Linked DNA regions of Mus musculus: regions 1, 2, 3, 4, 6 and 7 are each linked to region 5. A link is a loop called in an ENCODE intact Hi-C map of the cell type or tissue named here. Cell type or tissue: left cerebral cortex. All regions are shown on one strand.

What was found. A loop is a pair of places that touch in the nucleus more often than their neighbours do. Peaks named below come from ENCODE experiments on the same cell type or tissue, not always from the same donor. Only the 100,000 strongest peaks of a DNase experiment are listed, where the experiment ranks them.
Region 1: it touches region 5 in a loop (5-fold over the local background); 12 of 42 quality-filtered maps call a loop at or near these places.
Region 2: it touches region 5 in a loop (2.7-fold over the local background); 3 of 42 quality-filtered maps call a loop at or near these places.
Region 3: it touches region 5 in a loop (2.5-fold over the local background); 9 of 42 quality-filtered maps call a loop at or near these places.
Region 4: it touches region 5 in a loop (2.0-fold over the local background); 3 of 42 quality-filtered maps call a loop at or near these places.
Region 6: a loop joins it to region 5, with 7 times the contacts of the local background. A loop is called at or near these places in 10 of 42 quality-filtered maps.
Region 7: it touches region 5 in a loop (2.9-fold over the local background); 8 of 42 quality-filtered maps call a loop at or near these places.

What each region holds. Positions count from the first base shown.
Region 1 is chr2:19,274,007-19,278,006 of GRCm38, reverse strand. The region is part of intron 10 of Armc3 (armadillo repeat containing 3); the gene reads right to left. Among named protein-coding and RNA genes, the nearest start is that of 4930447M23Rik, 68 kb to the left of the region's middle. In left cerebral cortex, CTCF peaks have their summits at 1,537 (motif pointing right) and 3,207 (motif pointing right); a DNase peak (open chromatin) is centred at 1,610; H3K4me3 peaks cover 697 bases; H3K27ac peaks cover 418 bases.
Region 2 is chr2:18,996,173-19,000,172 of GRCm38, reverse strand. Pip4k2a (phosphatidylinositol-5-phosphate 4-kinase, type II, alpha) reads left to right here and starts at 2,052. Exons shown (of 10, transcript NM_008845.4): 1 at 2,052-2,321. The coding sequence starts at 2,178. It overlaps 4930426L09Rik (RIKEN cDNA 4930426L09 gene), which reads right to left and starts at 1,854. Exons shown (of 1, transcript NR_024323.1): 1 at 369-1,854. In left cerebral cortex, a CTCF peak has its summit at 1,746; DNase peaks (open chromatin) are centred at 2,544, 2,558, 3,088, 3,288 and 1 more place; H3K4me3 peaks cover 2,866 bases; H3K27ac peaks cover 2,248 bases.
Region 3 is chr2:18,692,422-18,696,421 of GRCm38, reverse strand. It overlaps a transcript of Spag6 not described here. Among named protein-coding and RNA genes, the nearest start is that of Gm46725, 3.7 kb to the right of the region's middle. In left cerebral cortex, a CTCF peak has its summit at 2,289; DNase peaks (open chromatin) are centred at 1,128 and 2,248; H3K4me3 peaks cover 1,754 bases; H3K27ac peaks cover 1,272 bases.
Region 4 is chr2:18,605,761-18,609,760 of GRCm38, reverse strand. No RefSeq gene overlaps it. Among named protein-coding and RNA genes, the nearest start is that of n-TNgtt9, 21 kb to the right of the region's middle. In left cerebral cortex, no CTCF peak of the experiment used is centred here; DNase peaks (open chromatin) are centred at 1,030, 1,300, 2,090, 2,348 and 2 more places; H3K4me3 peaks cover 2,267 bases; H3K27ac peaks cover 1,428 bases.
Region 5 is chr2:18,391,266-18,395,265 of GRCm38, reverse strand. It overlaps Dnajc1 (DnaJ heat shock protein family (Hsp40) member C1), which reads left to right and starts at 2,436. Exons shown (of 12, transcript NM_007869.3): 1 at 2,436-2,975. The coding sequence starts at 2,766. In left cerebral cortex, CTCF peaks have their summits at 1,946 (motif pointing right) and 2,496; DNase peaks (open chromatin) are centred at 2,007, 2,472, 2,688 and 3,181; H3K4me3 peaks cover 1,989 bases; H3K27ac peaks cover 1,526 bases.
Region 6 is chr2:19,343,036-19,347,035 of GRCm38, reverse strand. It overlaps 4930447M23Rik (RIKEN cDNA 4930447M23 gene), which reads right to left and starts at 2,719. Exons shown (of 4, transcript NR_126563.1): 1 at 1,917-2,719. In left cerebral cortex, a CTCF peak has its summit at 2,205 (motif pointing right); DNase peaks (open chromatin) are centred at 2,252 and 2,571; H3K4me3 peaks cover 734 bases; H3K27ac peaks cover 1,113 bases.
Region 7 is chr2:18,025,085-18,029,084 of GRCm38, reverse strand. The region is part of intron 1 of Gm33085 (a long non-coding RNA gene); the gene reads left to right. A930004D18Rik (RIKEN cDNA A930004D18 gene) reads left to right here. Exons shown (of 2, transcript NR_028376.1): 2 at 847-3,898. Gm17762 (predicted gene, 17762) reads right to left here and starts at 1,836. Exons shown (of 1, transcript NR_028378.1): 1 at 1-1,836. In left cerebral cortex, CTCF peaks have their summits at 82, 1,328, 1,532 (motif pointing left) and 2,739; DNase peaks (open chromatin) are centred at 1,066, 1,522, 2,401, 2,874 and 1 more place; H3K4me3 peaks cover 3,316 bases; H3K27ac peaks cover 1,518 bases.

The sequences.
Region 1 (4,000 bases), 880 kb before region 5:
GAATCTACCACGGGGAAATATGACCGTATTCCGCCATTCGTATGTGTGTGGGAAATCATCCTTTTCAGACCACCTTCCAGCCAAACAGCTGATATAAACTTGCAGGGTCAGAGTGGAGGCAGCTTCTTCAGAGATCGGATCTGAGCCTTTCCGTGTAGCTACAAATAATGAGCAATAAGGGCCTATTCCCAAGTGAAGGAAAAAGATGTAGGGGATGATTAATAATAATATGAAAAGTCAAGGGTGGATACAAAGTAATGTATAGGTTTAAACAGGCTTCAAATTAAAAGAGAAATAATGTGAGGATATCCAATCGGTTTGATAATTTCCTGTGAAAATCAGTAATGCCGGGAAGCAGACAGTACTAGCAACTTTAAAATGTTATGCAAATATCAGCCCCGCTCTGTAGGTAATAAAGGCAGCACAGATAATTTTCTAATTGAACATTTTATGAGATTCACCGAGCCTCAGAAAACTGGTAGTTAATCAAATTCAAAGTGTTTGTCGAGGTCTGGCAAGCATCAGCTGACACAGAGTAGGGATGGGGAATCAGGTGGTTTTATTGAAAACTCAGGTTTTCATTCTGAGTGCTTTTTAACTTCAGTATGACTCCCACTCCACCCCACCTCACCCCACCCCACCCCCAGCCCAATAAAAGCAAAGACAGGACACGATTCTTCTACGCAAACAGGAAGAGAGGCACTATGGGTGGATATAACAAACGGCCACTCAGTAAATTTGGATGGAAGGAATGAGGTATCCTCATAAGGATACAATGAGGACTCTTTTCTTTTGTCATTGTAATACAAAGCACTTTTATCACTTTGTCCATTGCAAATGTGTGTGCGCACCACGGCTTCTGTGTGCAGCTCAGAGGGCAACCTCTGACAGTCAGATCTTTCCACTGTGTGGGTAGGACTTGAGACTCGAACTCAGGCTTAGTGACAAGGGCCATTACCCACTGTCCAATCTCCAAGGCTCTCAAAGGACTTTTAAAGTCCCAAGCGCTTTGAAATTATTATCCTTAGTTTTTTGTTTTTGTTTTTTTAAAATGACGATCCTTTAAACAAAAGCAGCCTTCCTAAGGCAGCAATGTTATGTTGCCTCTCACTTTTATTGGGAGACTTCCAAGCTTCTAAAATTTTACAATGAATTTAAACAAAAATTAAATAATCTTTTCTATTGCCATGGGATGCATCTATTGCTCAAACGTGCTGCGTTTGTCCCTGTGATAACACAGCGAAGCAAATATTCAGTCACTGGTGGAGGAAAAAAAAATAAGAGGTGTCAAAACATTTTGAAACGACTGCACCTCAAAAAGGGACAAAGACAGACACAAACATCTGCTAACCGTGTATTTAGCAGTAGAATACTATCACAGTAAAATGCTTTCCAGATCACAATCTTTTAATAATGTTCCAAAAATATTATTTTAGGCTCACCAGAGTGTTTCAAATTAAATTAGTGTGTGTTTCATTAAAACACAGAGCGCTCGGTCCATTTTTGCCCCTCCCCCAACTCTCTCCTGAGGCGCCACTAGGGGGCAGTATGAAGACGCGGTTCTTGCCGCTGTGGGTGAAGGGAAATCGCTCAGAAAACCATTTTCTTAAGAAAAACCCGACGCGACAAAGACAATAACTGCGTGGCTTAGGCTTTAGGTCCGACCCATACATCAAGCCTATGTGCTGAGTTTGCGTCTTTCGTGGGTCGTTTCTCAGTGCAATGTTTCTTTAAGGGTTTTGAGACCCGAGATTACTTATCCTAAGTGAATCTGAGTGCTAGGGAGCCCTGGGTCTAGACAGAGTGGTAATTTTTCCTTAAAGGACTGTAGTAAACAACCGCAGCCATCTCGGAGGGTGTGTGGCGTCCCTTCCTGCAAGATATGACGGGGAGAAGGGAAGAATTGGCGTTTGGCCACTTTTAACAGATGTGTGTTGTTGTGTTCCTGTCTTCAAAATAAGTGGTCATCACTCACTCTGTTACAGCCAGCATTCTACAAGAAAATATGGCGACTCTACAGATCATCAGCCCCACATCTACAAGTTAAAAGGTATACAACGAAGTGGTAAAATAAATAAACACAGCATATTATGTTACCAGCCCCACGCCCAGCTTTATTTATTCGGGTGGTGATTTTTTTAAAGCATGAACACACACACACACACACACACACACACACACACACACACACACACACACTTTCTGCACTGGCATAGATAATACCCACTTCAGCTCAGACCATTCCTGGCTATGTGACAGGACCTGAGTCCTGGTTTTTCTCAAGGCATGCTATATACTCTTTCAATAGTATATAAAAATCTATCCTGAGGATGTATTTAAATTTTCCCCCACATATTATATATGGTTTTCTTAGACATGATAATCAACAAATAAATTTTGTAGACGTTAAAGTGATAGTATCTGTCTTCCTTCAGCTTTATTTAAAGGGGAGAAATTTTCTTTGTTTCTAGAGAAATTTTAATACCAATACTACTAAATGATCAGTCAGTCATTCATATTGACAGAGATATAGAGTCAAAGAGAGTCAAAAGTTAACAAAGCACTCAGGCACATCCGTGTAAGGCTCTCTGTCTCTGCACAGAGCCCCTTAATCATCATCAGTGTTTGTGCTCCTGGCCGCAGGTCACACAAAAGTAGAGAAGTCCCTGGAGACTTGTCTCTGCTATTTCGAAGGCTTAAGGTAGCCCAACAATTAATCGATGTATTTTTAAGTGGCCAGTTATATATGCTACAATTCAGAACTTTCTTGGGTTGCTACTTTTGTGGGAGTTGAGAAGCTATACAAAAGAACTGCAAATTCCACAGGAAAATGGGGAGAAGGGGGTCTTTAAAACTCTAGGGTCTTTAAAGCTATCTTCATGGAGCTAAGGTAAGATGGCTATGAAGAATCAGGGTCCATATAGTTGAACACAGTTGTTTGTGAAGAGTTTAACCTTAGTTACAAGTTTCCACTTTTTTGTAAGTATAAAATGATTATAGTTGTTGTTTTCAATATTTATTCATTGGTATTTACTAAAATTGTATCTTTAAAAGAGATCCTTTTAAAAAAGCCTGGTCTGCATCTATATTCATCTTCAAATCTTGTCTGGTTTTTCAGTGAGTAAATTTAGTTATTAGTGCAAAGGATTACTGAATTCTTTCCATTTTGGGGGCAACTTTGAATCTAATTCTGGTCAGATCCAACAGATGGCAGTGATGTTATAAACTGTTTAAAATACTCTCATTGCATGTAGGATCGACTACTCAGAAGGATGTCAACCGCAAATCATTTGCTCCATACTTGTATAAATTATTTAAGAATTTGGAATGATTAATTGGGCAGAAAAGTACACAGTAAATAAAACATGAAATTCAACTGGAGATATTTCCTACATTCACAAATTAAATGGCTTCTCCTTTCCAAAAAGCATTATACACAGAGAACTGTCCAGTATATTACCAGCATAGTAAGGAAGGAGCGCTGCCCGAAATTAGCCGAGGGGGCTACCTATTCATGACTGCCTATTTTACTGCTTCATCTCATTTTCATCTTTCAGACAGGCTTGTCTTCACTGCCTCCTACTTTATTTACCCACTTAAAATAATTTCTTTTTCCTTTCATTTCTAACAAGAGACCCTAGCAGTTCTTGTCTCTCATTCAGATAAGTACTTTGATTCCTGTTAGTTGTTCCTTATTCTTCAACCTTTATTCTGCAAGAAACAAAAGACCAAAAGTAAGGATGGAAGGTTTCTAGAGGGAAGCCACTGTTGACTTCTGTGCTCCAAATTATGTGGACACAGACATTATTAGTCACTTCCTGTTTGAAGATACAGCCACTGGTAGGCACATTTGTATGATTTTTCTGTTTGTTTCAGTTTGATAAAATTCATTGATATTTTAGCAAAGGCATTTATCTCTTCCTCTATTGACCTCTGGATATAGTGGTTATTTTATCAAACAATAAAATGGACACTTTGCCTACATGAATATAAGTTGTTT
Region 2 (4,000 bases), 600 kb before region 5:
TTTTCCCATCCTTGTTTCTGCCCCTCCCAGGAGAGATGGTGACCTCTGGTGCATCTGTGCCCAGGTTTCTCTTTGAAGGGTTGCCTAACAATGCCCAGAGGTGTCCATTTCCTGTTCTTGTAGGCTCACCCAGCTCTTTGCTGTCATTGAATTCAGTTTTTCAGCAAGCCCATTGTCTTGCATTATTAATATACAATTAAGTACATTACAGCTATTGTGAACAAATAAAGAGATACAGAGGCATTGAAGTGGAAGGATTCATTTCAACCAGGAGGAAAGGGTAATTGTTTTCAAGGACAAGGGCTGGTACAGGTTTCTGTGGAGGGGTGATGAAGAGCAATAATCAATGATGATGTGAAGCTCTTGAGTCTGGGTCAATGAGAATTTATTAAATAAATGAACTCCCAACTGGTTAACAACAATATGAATGCTTATTTCCAACACAGGAAGAGAAATGAAACAACTTGTAGGCTGTGTAGGGTGCTGAATTTGGTTGTAGATTCTTGTGAAAGGATGCCTGTGGGCAAGCTATGAAAATTGGTTTAGATAGACTCTTTTCTGAGGTCAGGCGACAGTTTATGAGTTATCAGTAAGATAAAGACTGTACAGCCCCACAGCCCCTCCACCGCCCCCAGACAGGGTTTCATGGATACCTGGCTTGGCTTGAACATACCTACCTACCTGAGGATTATATTGAATTTCTGATCCTCTAGCCTTGCCTCCTGAGGGCCAGGATTACAGGTCTGCAACATTGTGTACTTTTATCTACTGCTGGTTTTGAGTGTAACAAACAATCTATAGCATAGTCCCTAAAGTGACCTTTGTGTCAGGCTATACCTAGTCACACAAATAACATCAGTCTCTGGTTAAATGATTTGGTCAACTAGTGGAACTGTGGGTCAAGTTTATGACTTCTCAGCATTAATTTAGGCTGGTTTTGTTATTATCTTCACCCCCTTTAGCCATTAACAATGGTGATGCTTGGTACCAGAAGAAGCAAGGAATCATTGCGGCGGCGGGGCGGGGGGGGGGGGGGATAGTATTAACAAGTTAGAATGACCAAGGGGATTTTGGGGGCAACCGTGCTGAAAGGTCAAATGAAGAAAAGGAAGGTCCGCACAGGATCTGCTCCCTTTTTGTTCCAGGCGTTACTCTTTGTCTTCTTGAAAGATCTAAGGACTGTAGACTTGCAACAACAAATGCCAGCGTAAGGACGACTAATTTCAGTGTGGGGTGGTAGTGGTGAAAGGCTAAACATTTTCAAATCAGAAGGTGCATGTCCAGAATAAGAGAAGGAAGGGGTGGCCTGCAAAATGATGGGTTCCAAGCAAACGGTCCAGACTGGGGCATGGCTGTCTTGACTAAAGCAGGGGTTTCAGTGAAGAATCCCAGAGTAGGTTGGGAATGACATTCTAGTATCCGATAGCATGGGAAGGCCCAACCAGGATACAAAAGGTTAGGAAGTTCAAGGCGGGGACTCCCTGGCAGACAGTTGACAAAGAGGAGCCAAGGTCCTTTCCCTAGATGCTGGGGAAGCCCGGGGCCCCGAAGAAGCGCTCTGGGTCCCACGAACTCGCCAGCCCTTGGCACGGGAAGCGGAGGTTCCCGGACATTCCTGGCTGCCCCATGCATCTGGGGGCTCCCTCCTCGGAGCTCCCTTGGCTCCGTATCCTTTCCTTGCTCCTCCCCAGGAGCGAGAAAGGCATGCTCACGCGAGTCTCCACACTCCGCAGCAGCCTCCCCAGACGGATCGCGGCCGCCAGGAGAGTGCTCGTCTTAGCACCGGTGGCGGAGCGCACAGAACAGCTTAACGGTCCGGCATCCGCATCCGCACCCGCCCCGCCCGTCGGCGCCGCTGCCCCGCCCGCCTCTGCGTCATGACGCTAGCGCCCAACGCGGAAGCCGCCCGCCGCCTGGACCAGCCGAGGGCTGTGCGCCGAGCCGCGACGGGCGGGAGCCGGCGGGGGCGCGAGGCGAGCGCAGCTGCAGCCTAAGCGGCCGAGCGCGCGGAGCGGGCGGAGCGAGCGCCCAGGACTGAGCGCGGGCGGAGCGGGGCTGGAGCAGGCGCGCAGCGGCGGCCGCCCCGGGGGATGCAGCTGCCTCCCCGGGCTGGCGTGTAGGGAGGGCGGGTCCCCGGCCTCGGCGGCGCGGCGGTGGAGGGGACCGAGACTGCGACCATGGCGACCCCTGGCAACCTGGGGTCCTCCGTCCTGGCGAGCAAGACCAAGACGAAGAAGAAGCACTTCGTGGCTCAGAAAGTGAAGCTGTTCCGGGCCAGCGACCCGCTGCTCAGCGTGCTCATGTGGGGGGTCAACCATTCGGTAAGGCTCCTCTGCGGCGCGCTCCTCTTGCTCCTCGGGCTCAGCCTCCCGGCTCTGCTCCTCCTGCTGCAGCGGTGGCAGGGCGGGGACCTCTAGCCGGCTAGCTCGGTCGGTCCCGGGCCCTCTGGCCACTCGCCTCTTGGGGTACCCCTAACCCCACGACAAGCGTCCATCTCCTGGGTTTCTCCGGCGGCGCTTGCGCTCCCTTTGGAACCCAGGGAGGGTGCAGGATGAGAAGCATTCTCTGTTCTGTGCTTCTGAGCCTCTCCGCGGCTGTCCTGTCCCGCATTCGTCCTCCCGCCGGTCGGTGCTCGCTGTCCGCGAAGTGGGAAGTTTGTGCGGGGACCGACTCTGTCTCAGCTATCAGTCCTGGCGGGGAACCGCTCAGGGCCCAGTCCGAGCGATCGCTCCACTTGTCTGGGACCGATGGGCCCTCCTGCCCTGAGCGGGTGGGCAGGTGAACCTGTCCCTGTCAGGAAGAGTCCGGAGCTTCTCGGAGATAGGACTGGAGTGAATCAGAAGATTTTGGGCGGCAGCTTGAGAGCTTAGCTTTCTTTTTTCCTTTAAAGGCAGTATTGTCAGACTCTAGGAGAATTTTTTTGGGGGGGTGGGGGGTGGGGGTGGGGAAGACGGGCAAAGGAAAAAAAAAAGCAACGTAAATATGGCCCTGGTGCTGAGCGTCTTCTCTTCATCCCTTCCCGCATCGCCCAGCTGCTGTGCCCTTTCCAGACCTCCTGGCGGGGAGTCTTCCTCCCTCCCCCTTGCTTCCTCCCCTCCTTGGGGAGCCAGGCAGAAGTCACAGACTTCTGCAGAAGGATGGCCTTGGTGGTGATAGTCGGAGGGGGTCCCGGCGGTCGCGAGTTCGAGGTGGTCTAGAGTTAATTACATCCATTTTGGAGGTTGTTTAAAAGACTGTCGGGGTGCGCGTTGGGGAGGGTTAGTCTAGCGCACAGCTAGGGATGTAAGGAGGTGCGCGGCTGCAGACTCTGCGGACTGCGGTGTGGGGGGCTGAAACAGCGTCCTGCTGATCTGACAGCGAGAAAACTCCTGCAGCTTTAATCTTCTTAGATGGGCTCAGGAAACGTGATAGGCGCTGTTGGCTGAGCCTTGAAAGTTTCAATGAGCTTGTGAATTTTGACCATGACCTTACCTACTGCAGTCAGCCAGCTTCAGAGAGAGAGCTTGAGCCTGCTGCTCTGCTTTTGTTTTCAGTGGATGCCCAGGTGTCCCTTTCAGCATAATGTAAGTGACAGAAAGCCAGCGTGGTTTTTGCACTCTTAAATTAACAGAGTTGTTTAAAATGGCTCAGTATCTTTTATTTATAGTTTTCCTCCCAAGCAGAGCTGGAGAAAGGTGAAGCAATATGAAGATGATTGTGTTTATCTGGAACGTTTTAAAGAGTTGAGAAATCTATTACTTTACTGCTGGGTCTACTGGGGTTCATTTTACTGACATCTTTAGCTGTTAGGAATGTCAACTGTTAAAACAGCAGACAACAATGCACCCCCCCCCCCCCGTTTTATTTCAGAAAGCAAAGTTACAGTTTTCCATTGCCATAAGTCTCTAATTTAGTTATGTTTGGTTTTGTAAAGTTCTTTTTGTTATTTACCTTACTATTAGCAACTTCCTAATTATTGCAACTGGGCACGCACGGTTAATGCAGGTTGGGCGTGGACCCA
Region 3 (4,000 bases), 300 kb before region 5:
ATTCCACTATTGTGGGGCTATATGCTACTCATGAGTAAAAGGTAGTTTTAACACGTTTCTTTTCTAGTTCCTCACTGAATTTTACAAGGTAAAGTTCTCTATTTCAGAAGCCTGTTGAGGTACTTAAAGTGTGCAGATATTCTCCTTTTAAGCTGAACACATAACAATATCCCTGTGTTTCAGACACTTTGCTCTTGAGAGAATGTGCCTGTCTTCCAGAGCATGAAGGAGAAAAAATAATTTATTCTCCATGTAATTCAGTCTATATTAATTCAACATGTGTATGCCTACTATTGATTTCAGGTCTATAATCATTCCAAATTTTGTGTTTGAGGAGCAAAGATGAGAGGGTTTGAGTAAGGTAGGGATTGGCGAACTATCCAGACAGTTTAAAACTAGGAAAAACTTATTAACAGAACGGAGTCTGCTTTATATAGATATGAAATCTTTTCCATTCAAACATGTTGGCAATTTTTCAAAGGCGTTCCATTGGTAGCTGTCATTTGTCATTTTGTGAACTTCAACGATCCTTTTGCCAACATCGACTGCAAAATCACTGAAGTAGCTTCACTCCAATTGGCAGAAGTACTATGTGCTCCACAGCGGCCAAATAGGTGGGTTCAGATGTGATCTTAATGAAGAAAGCAAACCTAGGGCTATCTGAATTATGACAGTCCTTGTTGAAGTGTAAGTATCAGGTTTTTGCAGTCAGGTGTGAGCACACCATTCAGTTGTGCCAGCAAATTTGCTCCCAGAGCAAAGATGTGGAACTTCGCTAGAGAGTGGAAGGCTGACATTTCTCAGTGTATGCTGTACTTGTATTTTATTCGTATTTGACTTTACTTCTCAAGTATTTTACGGTCAACCTCGTATGTCTTAAGGGTCTAGTAGTGTTTTTCAGGCCAGTACAATGTCAAGGTGACAGTGACTAGCCCGGCAGAGCTAGATCCACCAACACATGGCTTTCCCTATTCCCCCACCCGCCCCACCCCCAAGTGCCTGGGTGAATGCTAAGCTCCAAGGCATTTGGTTCCCTCCCAAGGAAAGCTATGATCAGAGTGATGACTTCACTGCTCCCACCCCACCCCCGAAAAACCAAGGAGCATTGTGGTGATTACTAAATAAATCTACGTTTTAAATGTAGGAGTCAACCAGCGTAATATGCTGTAACATGCAGAGCAAAGCAAATTATTGCTGCGCAGTATATGCATGTAAGCATCCTACTTACGAGAGCTTTCTTTATTAAAACTTGCTCCAAAGCCAGCATGGCTAGAAAGAAAACACTGTGAACGCTCTACATTTAAAATTATCTGCCACCATCTCAAGACCCCCCCCCGCCCCCCGCCATGCCTCCCAAATTTTATTGTTGGACTTTTCTTAGAAATCGTGGGAATTTGCACTCCGGTGCTTAAAATTCTCTTATTATTGTTGTACCAAACACAAGAGACAATCCTGGAAGGTGCTTCGCTGCAGACTACCCTGGCGTCTATGGACGGACGCCACGCACCGCTCAGGTGCAGGTCCCCCAGAGGAGGCTATGCGGTCTAGACCCAAGGTTGATGGGGTGGGGGTGGGGGTGGGTGCTGGGGGCGAGGTGCGGGTGGATCAAGTGCCACCGGTGTGCTAGAGTCTCCGAAGAGAGGGGCGCGCCCGTGGTTCGTGACCAGCATCAACAAGCCCGGCTGGGCTGAGGGCAAGGCCCCGGCCTCCTCTGCGTTTTCACTCGCCCAAAGTTTCTCTAGCTCCCAGGAGCATCCTCGGAACCTCAGGCTCAGGAGAGGGCAGCGGGGTGGGGACATGGGGGCAGAGTGGGAAGAACAGCCCACGAGGTCACGGGGACGCGCGGGGGCAGGGCGGGGAGCGCCTGGGGCACCGGGAAGGGAGGGAGCGCGCGGGCGGAGTGCGGAAGCGTCTGGTCGCGTACCCCGCCTGCCTCCACGGCCTCCGGTCCCCGCTCTGGCCTCCGGCCGCTCTCGGGCCTTGGAGCCTGCGGGGCTGACCGAAGAGAGGCCTCTCCTTCCCTTTGGGTTAGGTGGCCAGGCCTCCTTTGCAAGTCGCTAGGAGTCTCGGCAGGAGTCGCCGCCTCCCCCCAACCTTTCCGGCGGTGCGCCTGGGAAGAGCGCGGCCAGGACGCGGGCGAGGCCTCCGCCGACTCGGCCCAGAACCGAGAGGCCAGGCCGCAGCCTGGGAGCAACCAAGAAACGCCCCGCGGCCGCTAGGCTGGGCCTGCCGGGCGGGTCTCCTCCGGGGACGCTCCCAAGCGGCGGGCAGGGTTGGGAAGTGCTCCAGGTCCCTTTGCCAGGACTGTGTGAGAACCCTGCGAGGTCCCCCGCAGCCAGCTCAGTTCACCCGGGGCGTACACCGGGTCCCAGAGGAAGGGACCAGACACAGTAGCTTATTTAGGAGGGGAGAGGAGGAGAAGGGTGACGGTGCAGCTGCACCTCAATGCGCATGTGCGAGGTTCCAATTTTTTTTTTTTTTTTTTTTACTTTTGCGGTTCTTTCTCAGACTAGTCTCAAGCCAAAATGAACACTGATTATTTCAGAAACTGATTGTTTGTGTGAGCTGACTCCTGAAAGTCACTGCAAACGTACAGAAAGGGTTTGCGAGGTTTCTGAAACCTTTGAAGTAAAAATAGCATCTCTTGTTTATCAGTTCTGCAGGTCTAGTTCCTCTAACAGAAATGGTCAGTGAAATCCGCTGAAATGTAGAGTGAATCCGAGGACCCTATAGCACATCTCATCCCTACAAAGAACATACACTGTCATTAATTATTGTTTCAGAAGTAGTGCAAATATTCTAAACTGAATTACTTTCTATTCCACTATTAACCCATTTTTAACTTTACAGTGAATAATAAACGTCATTTGTGTTATTCTCAAATAAGCAACTCAAAAGATCATTCATATGAAGAAAGTATGATTACCTTTCCCAGTGATGAGGAAAAAAATGTAGTCATAAAGAAGACAATTGCAAGGGAATGCTTTCTATTCTTCAAACCTTGCTTTCCTGGTGAAACAATGTGGAATTGCTTATCGTTTTATTTATAAAGCAAAGCTACAGTTCTTGAAAGTTTCCAAATAATCTCAGTATTTTTATAGACACATCCCAAATAGAAGCAGCCGATGAAATCTTGGTCATACCAAGGACATTTGATGTCCAGAGTGGAGAGCAACTTGTAAAAACCATTGGGTTTTTTTGTTTGTTTGTTTTGTTTTGTTTTTTTAAGTGATGTGTAAAATGCAAATATGGGGGCAGAAACTTAGGAAGAGTGCCAAGTGGCCAGCATTAGTTCTCTTTCTGGGAAAGGGTATTCCCAGAACCATTGCAAACCAAGATAACAGAGTGAGCTTGGATTGCTCTAGTGTACACCATTAAGTTTAGAAAGCCTATATGTGCTATATTAAATTGCATAAAATACATTTTCCTAAGCCTAGATTAAAGATCCCTCCAAATATCCAGGAAAAGGCTACTCTATTGTGATGGGCTAAAATGTGTTCTCTGAAGTGGAGGCATGCTAATAAATGAATTCTTTGATCAGAAATGATCATTTGGTAAACTAAGCAGATCCCACCGACTCTGATAGCCTCTTTCTCCTCTGGAAAAAATGATGAGTTTGAGGAAACCCCCAGTGAAGATCCTTTAAGAAAACTGTCATGACACATATAGAAACAGCTGGTAAGCACATTTTCTAAAGTTTGCACTGACTTTTCAGTTCTTCAGTTACACTGGGGAACAAATTGTAATGAATCATGTTCAGAGCTAAAATCACTCCCATGAACTAATTACTGATAACACTAATGTGTCTGATTTCTGAACAGTTAAAGGTTGTGTCATTGTATCTTCCCATTAAGATGAAACCCTGAACCTCTGGGAAGTGAACCTGCTGAGCATAGGAGGGTTTTGTTTGTTTGTTTGTTATTTTTGTTTTTAATTGGGAAGGCTGGAAAGGAGTCAAAATGTGAATGGCGAGAGTCTATAGAATTGCACTTGCTCCACT
Region 4 (4,000 bases), 210 kb before region 5:
CCGCCGGGCGATGTGGGTATCGGTCACGCCGGCGGCGATCGCGAGTGGCTAGCTGTTTTTTGCTTTGGTCCTGAGGGAGCGGTCGCCTCCTTCCTTCCAGCCTGAGTCCTTCTCACCTGGAGGGGACGAAGCCAGAGGCTCCGGCCTGGTCCACAACATAGCTCCGGGCAAGTGCGGGGCTCTGGCCTCAGGGTACTCCGGCTTGGAGTGTCGGGGCCCGCTAGCTCCCCGAGTCCTTGGGAAAGGGAGGGGACACCAGGCACCCAGGGCCTTCCTTAGCTCCGGCGAGGATGGGATTTGGAGGAAAGGACAACCCTCGTCATGAAAAGGGGAGAATTGTGAAAAAGACGTGCGTGAGGTTCAGGGTGACACTATGTCAGAGCGACATAGGGCGGGACGAGTGGCGGACGCGGCTTCTATCTGGGGGTGCCTCCAGTTACCCCAAGATCTACCGGGGGAGCTTTGATACCTCGGACGTAGGGGTGGGATGGAGCGACCCGCGGACCTGGAGGTCCGGGCGGTCAGCCCGACAGTCGACCCTGTAAGAGGTCTAGGCGGAGAGCAACCAGGGTAGAGACTTGGTGGCTGTGCGCAGGAGGAGGTGGCTGACCGCCCGCCCCCAGGTGGGATGAGGAGGGGGGCGGGAGGCCCGAAATCCCTTCCAGAAAGGCTCGGATCTTGGGGCACTGTGCTCCGCTATTTTCAGCTAGCACCCTTCTCTTTAAGGGCGTCCTTCCTCTTTTTCTTTCTTTGATCAATCTAGTAACGCCTCCTTCCTGCACTAGCGTCTGCCACTCACCGTTCCAACGTCAAGGACATGAACTCCGAGGGGTGCAGCGCCCGAGGGCCACTTGCAACCGGGTTCCTCACCCCTCAGCCCTGAAGGGCAGTAAGGTCCCCCAGCTAACCCTGCAGCCCTGCGAGGCACGTATAAGAAGGGCCTCCAGCTAGGTCCTGTCCCCTGCAGCCCTGCAAGGGCAAAACCAGGCACTGGGGTTCCCAGCTGGAGCCTGCACCCTACAGCCCTACCAGGAAGACAGGCCTGAGGCTCCCCCCTGTGCTCTGTACCCTGAAGCCCTGTAAGGCAGGCACGATGGTTCCCAGCTGGGCCCTGCACACTGAAGCCCCTCAAGGTATATAGATGGCCACGAAGGTCCCCCAACTGAGCCCTGCATCCTGTCCTGCCGCCAAGCCCTCTGCCCAAGCGGCAGAAACCCACTGGCACAGGTCCCCAGCCGCCGGAGAAAAATCAACCACGACAAAGGGCTGCACGAATATGGCGCTGTTGGAAATGGAGCCTGGACACCGGAGCAGCCTGGCTGGAGCACTGCCTCGGCCTCCTCGCTCTTCCTGGTGCTCTGGCTTTCCACTCCTGGGTTCTCCATCTGGCATCCTCTAACCCGCGGACCCTGAACAGTTTTTATCCTACTGTCCCTTCCCGTGTCTCCCTCCTTCCTGTCCCTCTCGGTTCCTCTTTCTCCATTTTGAGTCTGTGGCCGGCGCGTTTCTTGCCTGCTGGGCTCACAGGTGGGCCATTCTCTTTTCTGTCTGTCTGTCTTTCTGTCTGTCGTTTGCTCTCTCTCGCTCTCTCTCTTTCTCTCTCCCTCCCTTCCTCCCTCTCTCCTGTTGAGTGTGGGCTAGAGAGGGCGTCCAGGTGCGAGCCTAGGCTGCCAAGGGCCAGGGTGGCAAGCTGGTGACCTCAGAAGCCACTGTGTGCCCAGTGCTCCCCAGCAGCGGAGGGGGACTTCTTGGGGTGGGGTGCTGTTGTCTCCTGCTGCAAGGAGATTAGCGCTCTCTCTCTCTCTCTCTCTCTCTCTCTCTCTCTCTCTCTCTCTCTCTCTCTCTCTCTCTCTCTCTCTCTCCCTCTCTGTCTCCTCTCTCTTTGTCTGTGTCTCTGTCTGACCCGTCCCTGTCTCTCTGTCTCTTTCCCTCCCTCCTTCCTTCTCTTTCTTGTTTTCTGGTTTTGGTTAGCTAGTTGGCTTCCTCCCGTGCTTTCTTTTCTTTTATTGCAACTGGGAGTTTTGCACTGTATTTCAATAGACTAGGAATCAGAATCGTCTTTCTGGACAGACTTCCAGAGATGAGTTGTAGAGAGACCGGCAAAGAAGACAGAGATATTAATTCGTGTTTTTTTTCCCGTTAAACACGGGGACTCCCAAGCAGTAAGGTGGTTAGGTGTTTCTTTTAAATTATTCACTTTTTATACTTATCGCCTTTTCTCTCTCCCTCTCCCTCTCCTTCTCCCTCCCCCCACTTATCTGAACTCAAGAATGCTGATTTTGAATTAAAATTATTCCTAAATGGTGGTCCGTGGGGAGTTCTCTGAGAAGCAGTGTGATTTTGAAGTCTCTTGGCTGCGGGACTAGCGACAAGTGTCTTCCTGAAAAGTCTCATTGAGGAGGCGTTTCTCTGTGAGGTAGCTGGGTTGGATTCTTTGTTTTTTTTCAAGCAGATGATAGAAGCATTTCAAGTCAACGGAGGCAATGACATCATTTGCTGTCTGAGACATTTCTTTCAGTCATAATGGGGGAAGTTGGTCTATATATAGAAACTGAAAATAAAATAATTCACCTTTCCAACTATGTTTTAACCTTCTAGATTCACATTTTCAAGAACATTCTATTCTGTCCCCCTCACTCCAGAACAAAACGAAGGTGTTCCTCCTTTGTGTGATAGATTTTGGAATTCCTGGAAATATTTGAAAGATTAAATTTCTGAGACTCTTAAGAAAAAAAAAAAAAACCAAGGGGAATTGTTCTGAGCAGAACTTACAGGGTGTCTCATTTAAAACAAAACAGTTTCCTTGGTTTATATTGATTGCCTTCAATTAAAATCAGGTTTTAAGTACTTCTTTTCAGGCTATTTACAAAAGGGGAGAAAGCTCACAGGTCTTGGCATGAGACTTAGCAATACAGCCAGGCCTTGCTAAACTTAGAGTGGTAACTTCAAATCATAGATGTGAAAGCTGGCAGCAAACATTCTTTTGATTTGAGAACCTGACTTCCAGAATCATTGAAAGTAGATTAAAATGTCTTGTATGCATTTCTTCTGGTAAATGGTAAATGCACTTGCCTAGGAGTACAGAGAGTTCCCAGATGAGCTTTCTAAAAATGGGCATCATTGGAGAAGTCATTTTTGTTTTCCAACTTAATTGGAATAATTCAGTACTTAAATAAAGTTAATCCTATTAAGATATTGTTTCCTGCTCAAAGCAGTAAAAATTAAGCACAACTTATATGACTTTAAAAGGCCAACTTTGTACATAGTCTAAGCAATCCACATTGCTGAAAAAAAAGTGGCCAGAACATGTTTTCTGAGTATTAAATGTATTCAAGGTAGTATGCAGACAAGGGTAGTTTAAATCAGCATTTACAGATTACAAGCAATATTTAGTCTTCCTCATTTATTCTCATTTAAAAACACTCACTAAAAATTTTATTTCTTCCATTACATACAAGTTAAATTTCAGATACATTAAATACCAACTGGAGAAAAAGAAAACTTTATTAAAATGTTGATTATGCAGCTGGAGAGATAGTTAGGAGTGCTGGTTGCTATTCCCAAGGACCCTTCCCAGCACCCCCATCCACCTGTGACCCAACCCCAGGGGATCTGATGCCCTCTCTGGCTTCTGCACACATGTGCAGATACCAACACAGAAACACAAGGATATAAATAAGAATTTTTTAGAATATTGATTATAAACATAGAATTTCTTCATAAGCATGGCTTAGGGAATTCTTTCCTTCTTTCCTTCTTTCCTTCTTTCCTTCTTTCCTTCTTTCCTTCTTTCCTTCTTTCCTTCTTTCCTTCTTTCCTTCCTTCCTTCCTTCCTTCCTTTTGTCACACTGGGGGTCTAACTCAGGGGCCTGTGCATGCTGAGCAAATGCACTACCACTGAGCTACAACTCAATCCTGGGACATATGTTTGAAACAAAGCATTAAAATGCACAACCCATAGGGGAAATGACAAAATGAATCACATTTAAATTTTAAAAAT
Region 5 (4,000 bases):
CCAAAACTTCCTATTCTTGTTATGTCTTACACTTAAAAACAACCACATATCCCAGAGTTTTACACAAAATTTCCATAGACTATATTCCATAGCTTATTTTCCACTAAAACAGAAATTAGACAAGTTGGGTAAGTTTCTGATATCTTCTACATAATCACAGAAGAGTAGGATTGTGACTGGGATGCAGAGTTATTAAGATTCAATCAACTTCTGTTTTTCTTTTTTTCTCTTCATGATTCGTCTGAAATTTTGAGCAAGAACCAGAAAAGCATTCATCCTCTTGGCCCTAGAGATCTTCTTTGTGTAACTTCAGAAGTAACTGCCATGGTCTTGAGTGTGAAGAATAACGCCCATGTATTTAAAGTAGGCGTTCCCTTTAGGTAGCCTTATATAGACTTACAGCCGTGTATTAGTCAGAGCTCTCTAGAATCACAAAACGTATAGACTAAATTCTCTCTCTCTCTAAGTCTATCTATCTGTCTATCTGTCTGTCTGTCTATCTATCTATCTATCTATCTAAAGAGAATCTATCTATCTATCTATCTATCTATCTATCTATCTATCTAAAGAGAATACACTGGAGTGACTTATAATCTGCAGTAGTTGCTCAGTCCCACAATGTTAAGTAGTTCAGCTGGTCTTCTGTATAAGCTGGAATCCTGAAGAAGTAGATTCCAACAGATGTGCTGGCAAAGTGAATGCAAGCAGGCAAAGAGGAGTGAACCTTTCCTTTTTCCTTTGTTCTTATGTAATCCTCCAGCAGAAAGTATGGCGCAGATTAAAGGGTGCCTCGAGATCTGTATTAAAAATGTGTGTCTTCCAGCCTGAAGCGCTAGATCAAAAGCTTGTGTCTGCTGTGCCCTCCATTTCTGGATTGTAGTTTACTCCAGTTATAGTGGAGTTGACAACTGGGCATAGCTATCACAAATCTTATGACCAGTGAGCACAGTTCCTCAACCTCAAGCGATATTCAGCGGGCGTCTTGTGGGACGGCTGACTGTATGTTTGGGGCTTCTTTGTACCTTAGTCCATCATACAATTCAAAGTAAAGATTTCGTTGCTTTCTTTTTATCTGTGTAAAGTCCCTCTGAGCAGACCAAAGCGAATCACTCCATACCTAGGATCAGTAAATGCCACCAGGGAAGAAAACAGCTGATAACTGCCCTTAGCCCAGACATTGACAAAGGATTTATTCAATTGTGTTACCTCCTGCAGCACAACAGTTAATGTGGAAATGACAAATTTGAATTGTAGTAAGAAAATTGTCTCAGAGAATAAAGTAGAGGCAACTCGACTTCTGTATCAGCCTGGCCTTAGAAAGTGATAAGTCCCCTGAAAATGGAGTAAGTCCTTAGAGTTCTTGGACAACACAGAGTTCAAGACAGAAATACAGGACTGTCTGCTAAGAGCTCATACTAACACGTTTGCAGTTGTGGCAAGATCACACCACTTTCAAATAACACAGTATTCAATAATATGATCAAATATGGAAAGGATGGACATTGGGTAAACAAAATTTGTTGTTGCCATATTTTCTGACAGTTTCACTCATTGAATAAACAAACATTTGCTTTAATGTAGGGACTTGGTAAAGATGATGGGTCTTGTATGTACATGTATGTGCCTGCCTATGTGTATGTGCACATGCACAGGTGCCTGTGGAAGCTTGAGGTGAGTACTGGATCACTGCAGCTAGAATTACAGGCAGTTGTGAACCACTCCAATATGGGTACCGGGAACAGAACTCAGGTCCTCTGCAAGAGGAAGAAGTGGTCTTAATCAAAAGTCAATACTAGGTCCAAGATTAGTTTTACTTTAAGGAAATAAACTTCAGACTTAAAAGAATATTTTAAATTTTATTTATATGTATGTGTGTTTGCTTTCTTGAATTTATGTGTATTAGGTGTGTGCAGGATCCTACAAAGGCCAGAAGGGGGCTTCAGATCTCCTGGAAATTAGAGGCTGCTTATTTGCATGGACTATATCCGCAAATCTTAATTCATATTTAGAAGTATAATTTTTTTCTTGGTTAAATTCCTTTTTGTGCCCCCACCTTCCAAAACCACAATGGGGTGGATCTGTGTGTTTTAGGCATTGTTCAATTCATCCTACCTTTACTGATCAAATAACAAAATGCACATGAACAGAAGCCCCTAAGCAATAAAATACATCGACCCTCCAATATGCTTTTAATATCAATACTTAGGAAGGCAAGGTAGAAGGCATGGGGAAGAAAACCTACAGATAGGCGTTCTTGGCCCAGGAGGTCCGCGATTGTTGATTATTCACCTCTTTTAGCCAGCGCTGACACACGTGCAGCTGCTCTACAAGCCAGCCACGGAAAGCTGTTCTCTGAGGCCAGAATCCAGAGCGCCTGGCGTTCCTACTTCCGGCCCCGCCCCCGCCCCACAGTTGCTAGGAGACGTGATGTCACCGGAAGCGAGGCCTGGGATAGGCTGAGGCCTGGGGAAACCTCTCCCACACGGCCGCTTGGGTGCCAGCGCTGGCTCTCCAGCTGTTCCTAGGCCGGGGCGAGGGTCTAGAGAGGGAGAGCGGGCTGCGGCCGGTCTCCGCTCCCCAGCCGCCGGCTCCGCGGCAGTTAGTGCTTCCCTCGAGCCGGCAGCCTGGTTGGTCGCTTCCGGGCGGCTGCCCGCGCTCCTGACTGACAGGCGCCGTCCGCACCGCCCGCGCCACCCGCCACGTCTCCGCTCTCTGCCGGCGCACGGCGTGGCTGCCTGCCGACCGACCTCTTTGAGCCCAGCGCGATGTGGGTTCCCGGCTTCGGATCCGCGCGACTTCCCCAGCGCCGGCGCTCCGGGTTGGAGTCATCCTCGGTGCGGCCGCTGTGGCTGCTGCTGCTGTTCCTGCTGGCAGCCGTGCGGCCAGTGCGCGCCTGGGAGAGCGGAGACCTGGAGTTGTTCGACTTGGTGGAAGAGGTGCAGTTGAACTTCTACGAGTTCCTCGGGGTGCAGCAGGTAAGCGCGGCGGGCCGGACCTCCTCACCCAGCCCGGTCCACTTGACCGCCATCTCTTCCCAGTTCCTCACTGTCGGCCCAACTTCGGAACTTCTGATCTGAGTGTTAGGCTGGACGGTGCAACTACCTTTTCTTTGGCTTTCTGGAGACCATCCTTCCCCCACCCCGCGAGCTGTGCTGAAGGAAGAAGGAAGAGAGATGTAGGCAGACCGATTTTTAACACTCAAGTGTGACACAGTAACCATGTATCACCCCAAATTGTCATCTTCCCACTTAAACATATGTTTACTCCAACTGCCTCCCTCTCCCTCGTCCTTTCTGGGAAGACTGAAATACATTTTGCCCAGCGTCTGTTAGCAGTTTTCTTGCACTGTATTTTGTAATCGTTAAAGCCTGCTATTAGTGTTTGTGTAGCAGTTAGAAATCTGGAAAAATTTGAAGCCTCCTCCCGCTTGGTCCTAGAACTCATTAGAGAAGTTGTGACACTTTCAGGGTTTGAGGTGTTTGGAGTGCTGTTGAAAGAGGAGGTCAGGATAGTCTTGTGTATACGTCCTTGCCTCTCCATTGATTTCATTTCAGGTTTTAACTTGGGTCTTTAACTTGTAAAATCTCTTGTTCCCTTTTATTTCTACTTGAAAGTGATTGAGTGAGGGTATTTATTCAGACTACCTCAAACAATGAACAGAAAAAAGAAGACATGTTAATAACTAATAATAACTTCATGATCATGGAATGAGAGAGACTTCCACAAGCTATGATTGAGTCCTTCACACAAGATGTAAGTTGTGAAGCAAAAACAACAGCAGCAGCAAAAAGGCACACTTAACAGAATTAGCTAAGAAATGTACCTCTTCCTATAAGTTATGAAATAGGAAACTTTCAAAGGAAATGAATTGAACTGTTAAACAGAAATTTAATTTTTAATAATTGCATTTTAATTCCATGATTGCATATAAAATCATTGAGTATAAAATTACCATGGTATTAAACTTAACAGTTCTCATTTCTTAAGAGTTAAAAATATT
Region 6 (4,000 bases), 950 kb before region 5:
AATACATAATGTCTGCATACAAGTAGCACATACAATCTTCTATACAATATGTGTTTGGCAAATATCTAGCAAACTGGTAAATTTTACAATTTTATAACTTTTAAGATTCTTTGTTTGCTTGCAGTGCTGCGGACTAGTCATGTGGCTCTGTGCTTTTGATACAGGATGTGTATGGTACATGGGCAGGGAGCTACAGCCTTGCACACGCTAAGCAATGCTCTGCCACACAAGTACATACTTGGAAGGGTCTCTATTCTCTTTCGGTAGCTTGCTGTTCTGGGGAAAACATACCCCATTGGCCTTAGTAAATGATCTCAGCAATTGTTTGATGAATTACAATTATATAATTAATAAACTGGGCAGTTGGTGGCCAATTTCCCAGAGAGATGCCCAGTCAGGGCTCTCTCCAAGACTCATTGCCACCATAATGGTAAGGCACATCAGAGACAAACAAGCAGACATTGTAGGTCACCTTGCTTCTTAACCCCAGGTTTGATGCTCCAGATATTAGCATCTCAGTGCTCAGACATCCAGCCTACCGTTTGCTTCCATGTGCTCTGCCAGACCCTGGACACCCTGTGCCCCACCCTCCCCCAGCTCTGTTTTCAGTGCATGCTCATGTCCGTGTTTCCCAGTGATCCCTATAAAACTGTGACAGGAGTCTTGAAGCCAGATGTGCAATTACAAACTAAATGTTGGTGTCACACCCTTGATTGGTCTTTCAGGGCTCTTGCCTCAATGACAACCTTTTCTTTACCCAGCCTGCTAGGCTTCTCTCTGGCCTCGTACTCTCTTCTGTTAGTAAGTCACACAATTTCCAAGAAAACTTTTGATCCCCGGATGCTGCAGCCCCTGATCACTTGATCTGGCCCTACCCCATGCCTGGAGCAGTCTCCACTGACTTCTCCACATTGGCTCCATTTCTTTCTGGACAGACATGGAAAAGTGCCCTTTCTGGGGACATGCCAAAGTTCCCTTTAGTCCTTCTGCTGTCACTGGGAAACCTAAGGTCCTCAGATTTGAGCAATTTAAGAATCAGTATGGATCAAAGAAGACCAAGGCATACCTACTGCCTACATGAACCTGCCAGAACAAAGTAGTCATATCTTTATGACCTGGCATTCTGACCCTCAATCCTGTACTTGTGAAACTACTATTCCTGCCTTACCCTGATGTTGAGCCTGAAACCCAGGTGGGATCTCCCCCCCCCCTCCCCCCGGTCTCTCACAAGCAGGCAGTTATGGATGGAGGTGTTCCACTAGCTCATGCAATGCTCCCATCTGTATAACCTGCCCTTGCAGGACTGCGTAAGCTCTTGATACCAGGACATACTGCTTTCCCCCAGCCAGCACTCGTTTTTGTGATGTCATGATGCTGTTTTCCAGAGTTCTAGGTCATGGCAACCTGACTTTGGAAGTCATGAGTTAAAGCGTGTGTTTGCACTCTGAGCTGACTGTACAGAACAGGTCTCAGCTGGAACAGACAGGCCACTGTGGCACAGGCTTGCATTCTCACTAATCGAAGGGGGTGGCAGGATTGTGAGTTTGAGGCCAGCCTGGGCTGTATAGTGGGATCCTGTTGAAGAAGATCAGAAAAAGAGGGAGAGATGAGTGGGGAGCAGGACGAAGAGGAAGAGGAGGAGAGGGAGGAAAGGAAAGGGAGAGAGAGGGGAGGGAGAAGGGGAGGAGAAAGGGATGGGGAGAGATGTCCAGCAATCATAGGAGCCAAAAACTGCCTATAGTCATTCTGGGACCTTCTGAGCCAGCCTAGCAGTCTGGCCAGGTGCATCTTCCCCCCCCCGCCCCCCCCCCCCGCGAGGGATTACTGTCAGATTTAGAATAGAGAAATCATCTCACAAGTGTTCTAACCTGAGCTCAAGCATGAAGCGGCAGGTGTAAGAGGATGGCAACCCTCACCTACGGCAGGGCCCACTCCGCTTCTGTGCTTTGCCCCTCCATCTTGTTGCATCCTGATTTTGTTGCCTGGTTTTGTGTCCGGAGATCTTCATAGGCCAGGTGAACATCGCAGTGAAACGCGGTGGCTTTGTGCATAAGGGCTTCATTTTTCACAGCCATCCTTCTAATAAAAACTGTTTGAAGAAGGAGAGATTGAAGGTTTCTGAGGTTTAAGCCAGGTTGTCATCTAAATCATCATCTCTTCTGGACAAAGCAGCCATTGTCTGCGGGAGTTGGCATGACGGAGAAACCACAAGAGGGCGCACAAAGCCTCGGAATAAATGCTTCGTCTATCCTGGACGCTAAGGAGGCAGAATTGCCAACCCCAGCGCTGGAGGACTCTAACTCCTCCAGACATACGAATGTTCTAGAAGCCCTTCGAGGATGTTTTCATGGTTAGATAAAGAATAGCACTGCAAGTGCACAGAGGGGAGATGTAGGAGGAGTGTTGAGAAGAAAGGGAGTGATTGGCAGGAGAGAAGGGATAAGACAGGAAGACCAAAGGCAAGGAGAGAGGAGAGCCGGGTGGGTGGGAGGGACGGGTGGAGAGGAGACAGGAAAAGGAATGTCGCTTTTTATAGGGCCGAGAGACACGGAAGTCTGGTGTTTCTGTGGACCAGATGGTGTGGCAGGGGAAGGGACCAGGCTGCGGCTTCTCTGGGGGAGAAAGCTGGATGTCTCCCAGGTCTATGAAGTCTGAAGTATGGCGTGAGCTGTCTGAGTCTCTCAAGGGCTTTCCCAGCCTGTTTGCCAGCCTGCAAACTTACCCTTTCTTTGTTGTCACTTTAAAGTCACAACTTGCCTTGACCATGAACATCCATCCTCCTGGCAAACAAGGCCTCATTTTGACGTCAGCAGGCCATGAGGCAAGAGAAGGTGGGCCTGGTAGTAATGACTCCCAGCTGCTTCACGATCACATTTTATTACTGATTATGTAAAACTTTGAGATAATGGAAAAGGAAGTAAGTGGTTGGTTTTTGTTTTCCATTTAAAAATATGTCAGTCCAACAAGAATGGGTAATATTTTGCAAGCTCTTCCTGTATTTGGGGTAGAGATGTAACCTCTAACATTCAAGTGGCATGGGGAAGGAACTGGAATTATCTCTGTCACAGAGGTGAAGTGACTCACCCAAAGACACTTCGCAAGCAGCAAAGGCTGACTTCTGAGCCCAGATCTTGCAACTGCAGAGCCTGTAGCTTGACTAAAATTCATGTCTGTCCAGTGAGCCCAAATTTAAGAATCTATTTCCAAATACCTCTTTGTCATCCATGAATGGAGTTCTTAAATATCTTGACATTAGGACCCCTGTATAGTGTGTGTGTGTTTTAACCAAGTTTCTCAGAAAAAAACCTACAATCTCCATTGACCTTTTTTACAGAAATGATTAATTAGTTACAACAGACTACTGTGATTGGAGTGTTTTAAGCCCTGAGGCAAATTATCTTGGACTACTTTGGTGCCCTAAATAGTCAATTTTTTTGCCTGTTCTGAAAACATCCTGTAACTATTAGGTAAATCATTTTAGAATGTGCTATCAGGTCTCTGGCTTCCACTGATTCAGAAGCCATGAGGCTCAGCAGATACCATTTGAAACCTATAGCATTTGAAGCCTATAGCAGAAATGTCCCACTTTTCGGTAAGTACCTAATTCATGAAAAATGTCTTGAGTTATGACTTTCTTTTGTTGTGTTACTATAAAAAAACTTCATGAATCTGCTGTCATATTGCAACATGGAATCTAAAGTAACCTAAATCGGTGTTCCCAGGCCATGGTTACTCATATTTGTCTCCAAAATAAACTATCTCTTCTCTTTGAGATGAAGGCTATGTTTTCTACTTGACAGCAAAGTGTGACAGCAAAGTGTGTCCCATAAGTGTGTGTGTATGTATGTGGGTGAGCAGATGGGTGAGCAGGTGAATGGGCTGGTGGTGTGTGTGTGTACAGAGACCTACATCAGTATCTTTGTCCCTCACTCTTCACCTTGTAGTTTGAAACATGGTCTCTCACTGAACCTAGTGCATATAGATTGGCTTGACCAACTGA
Region 7 (4,000 bases), 370 kb after region 5:
ATCCAACCTGCAGAGGCGTCCCTGGCGCCTTGGGGGTGCGGGGGGGAGGCTTTGCAAGCCAGTCCCAAGCCCGAACTACCGGCTTTCCCGAGCCTGGGACGCAATTCCCCGTCTCCTGGAGAGGAACGCGGAATTTGGCAGGGCGCCCGTCTGGCCGCCTGGCATACCGAGCTGGCCGCCAGCTCTCAGGGGTGGGGACGGGGTGTGTCCCCCGGAACCCGCTGCGGAGAGAAGAGCTAGCGCGCCTTTAGACCAGCCAGTGAGGACCTGGGTCAAGCCAAGAGGCGGGAGGGGGGCTCCCGTAAGCCTGGAGCCTACATCCACAGGCCGAGCAGCTACTCCAGCCGCTGCACCTACTTGGTGACACCCTGCTGGTACGGAACCCTCCCCCAACCCGGCCGAGAGCAAACGTGCTGGAGTGCGAGGAATGAGGACTGCAGTCTGCGGAGATTGGTGCACAGGGCGGAGGCTGGGGAGAGCTCCGCCGGGCTACGGCTCCTGGGCCCAGATTCTGGGCCTGGATAAGCAGTGCTGCCTGGTCACCTCGGACACGGGACCCTTCACTGTGCAATTGCCCTCCCCTCCCCCGCAGTTTCGCGCTCTAGCTCCCCTCCCCCACCCCACATCCTGCTCCCCTCGCTTTACTCCGCGACGCCTTCAAACAAGTAAGAAATTAAGCCGAACACAATTGTAACTGTACTCAGGGAGACACAATCGCCCAAGCCCTTGGGGTCACGCGCAGCAGAGGGGCGACGCGGGTGGTGCCGCCTAGGGTGGGGTGGAGAGGGCGTTCGTTTGCAATCAGACTCCTGGGCGCGACATACAATGTCCCATTCTCCCTTCTAGGGCTCTGGGGTCCTCACGAAGAGAGGCTGTGCCGGGACCATGCGCCCAAGGTCCGAGGATGTCCTCTGCGACCTGCGGCGGGCGTGTGGGTTCAGGCCCAAACGAGTCCCAGGAGTTTCTCAGCGCCTGGAAGTAGACGTGGTCTCTCTAGCCCCTGGCGTCAGTCTTTACCCTTCCTCTTCCTGGAGACCCGGGAGGCCGCGACGTGGAAAGAGAGGCGGGAAAGCCCGCACGGAGCTGCCCAAGTAGAGGGCGGTGGGGCTCAGGGGACTCTAAAGGCGAGAACTGAGGGTCGGAAGCCTGGGGACAATCCTTTCCCCTCCACGTGCAGCGGGGACACCTCCTCCCCGGGGAACCCATCCAGCTGCTCCCAACCTGGAGAACAAAGGGTCTGGGAAGCACGGCCGGGGTCGGAGAGCGGAGGTGGAGGGACGCAGGAAGGCAGGCGGTGGGGGCAGGGAAGGGCGCCTGCTTGCACTTCCTCTCTGGCCCGAATGACGGAAAGCTCCATGGTGCTAGCGCCTCGTTGAGGCTGTTTTTCAATCCTGGAGGGCTCGGGTTCCTTACCTAGCGGCCGCACCCGCGCCCTTCCTTCCCTAGGGTCCCCACCCCCTCCGGGGACTAAGGCCTGGAAGCTGCAGAGCCTGCTGTGCCCTGGCGCGGGAGGAACCGCGAGGCACCAGCGCCCCCTGCAGGTGCCAGGGATCTCCGCAGCCGGGCGCTCCGGGACTCTTAAGGTGGAACTGCCTGATAATCTATCACGCTAGTGAATGTGGGTGGAGGTTGGTAGTTCTCGCCTCACCCTCGTGCGCAAGGGTCCCCCAAGCGAAACGGGCCTGACGGACCAGAATCCCGGAGTCTGTCCCTCACTGATGTTATTTTCTGGACCCTTGGCCTCACCATCTGCAGAACCTCTTCTTTGGATGTCCCACTATGGATCGACAAGTCACACTGATATTTCCCAGCAGTGTAAGAGGATGCCTAAATCTTGCTTCAAGGCCTTTCTATAACTGGAAAGCAAACTTTTACTTTTCTTTATTATACGTAAGTGACTGTGAGCATGGGATGAGATTGGCCAATCTCGGAATCTTCTCACTCCCAGCAAATTCGTGGACAGGTGCACGTACTATAGGACTGGACCACGCGTCCAGCCTGTGTGGGATCTACGTCTCGCATCTTCAGCGACCTCTGCTCGGTGTTATCCTATACTTCTTTTTTCTTCTTTCTTTCTTGAACCGACTGATAAACATGAAAACTCTTGAAAGTGTCCTCCACGAACTTCAGCTTCTTGGAGGAAACCCTATGAATGAGCAAGTAGAGTTCCGCGAGGTCTCAGTCTATTCCCTCTCGGTTGGCGCCTGGGAGCATGGGGCTGCAGACTGTCCCTGGACTATGGCACACCCATGACCCGGGAGCGGCGGAGGAGAGCCGGGACTGGAACGCACAGGGCTTGAAGGCCGGCTGCTGGCATTGAGTGTGCGGATAATTCACACCGTGGGAACTCCCCTCCCCCTGGGCACTGGGCCTGGGAACCGCCCCGCGGGTGGATGGCCGATGGTCCCTGGGGTAGGTGTTAGCGCCTGAGAAGCGGAGTCCACACGCTAGGCAGCTGCGGGCAAAGCTCGCTTGGGCAGGTGCCTCCGGGTCAGACCCGCCATGGGGGTTGCAAACCGCAAGCGAAAGTCGAGAAGGGCAGGAGCTTGCCCACTAATCCGTTTTACACTGTGAAAACCGCAGGCTTGTCGCCTAAGAGGCCACTTTTTAATTTGGAAGCACATGGAGGGGGGAAAACCAAGTTAACATGCGAGCACACTTCCTTTTCTTTTTTCCTTGTCGTGCCCCTCCTCCCCCCACTTTTCAACGAAAAAGCTGTCCTACTGGTAAAGAGGGAAATTGATCTGCGCTTTGGATTGCAGGGGGAGACTTGGGCAAGCAGGGAGCCCGGCGGGGATTCAGGCACATGCTGTATCCCTGCCTGCCAACTTCTTCCCTGGCTTCTCACCCGCGTGCCTCCTCTCTACTACGAATCACCGGAGGCCACGTGCTTCAGGCAAGCCCCATCCACTGTTTTTTCGCTGTGAATGAACGCCAGCGTGCATCATTTGAGTGTCGGCATTCCTTGAGAGAGCGCCTGCTCGGTCGGTGGATCTACCGAAAGGATAGGGGATTGGGTTGCCCCGACCGAGCTTCTACACACAAGCGAACCAGAAGAAACACTCAAAGCTTTCCATGGGGAAACCTACCGAAGCCTCTAACAAAACTCAGTTTACTGCGTGCGGACCTGAGGTGCTCAGGCTCCTGGAAGAACAGCCAGAGGAAGGAAGAGAGCAGGAAGGGGTCGGATGGGGAACGCTGAGGGTCAAGTGGGCAAGTTCCAGAATAGTGGTTCCCTTATTCCTATGTTCCTCGCGTAAGGGTCCTATTTAAGAACTCTCTCCCACCACCCAAATATGTGCTAGTGGCGATAGAAAGGGAAGGCAGACAAAAGAAAGCCTTTATTTAAAAAGTAAAACTAAGATAACTTACTCGTTGAAATAGTGTTGGGGGTGGGGGTAGGAGGCAGGACGGATGGAGGCAGCTTTTTTACTTCTTTTTGGTTTTTGAAACATAGAACACTTTAAAACTCCAAGGTGTTGGAGGAGCAGAAAGTCTTGTAAAATGTTTGTACAATTGAGAGGTACTGCTCATTAATTCATTTTGAAAGGTTGCTGGATTGAATGAAGTCTTTCTCAGTCTCTGTGAGAAGCTCAACTAATTTTGATGTAGAGCAAAATTGGGGTCAAAACTTCATCAACAGACAATGTGTATAGAACTTTATAGCCCTGGGGTCTATTTCTGGGACAAGAAATAAAAAAAAAAATTAAATGAGATAACTTCAGCGTTTGTGACCCCACCTTCTCTCCCACGTGTTTGCTTTCTCACACGTGAGCGAGCCGGCACAGACCAGTACTGATTTGTCTTCTAGGCCTGTGTTTGTTTTCACTCAAGTTGGAGACCTACCTTGTTTTTGCTTGTATGCACTTTATTAAAGATCACCTGTTAACAAATAAAATAGCCTACTTTGCTCTGAATTTATATCTTTGCAACTAAAAGGGAAACAACATTACTGAACTGTTCAAAGTCATGTTTTTGAATCAAAAAGATATCGAAAGAT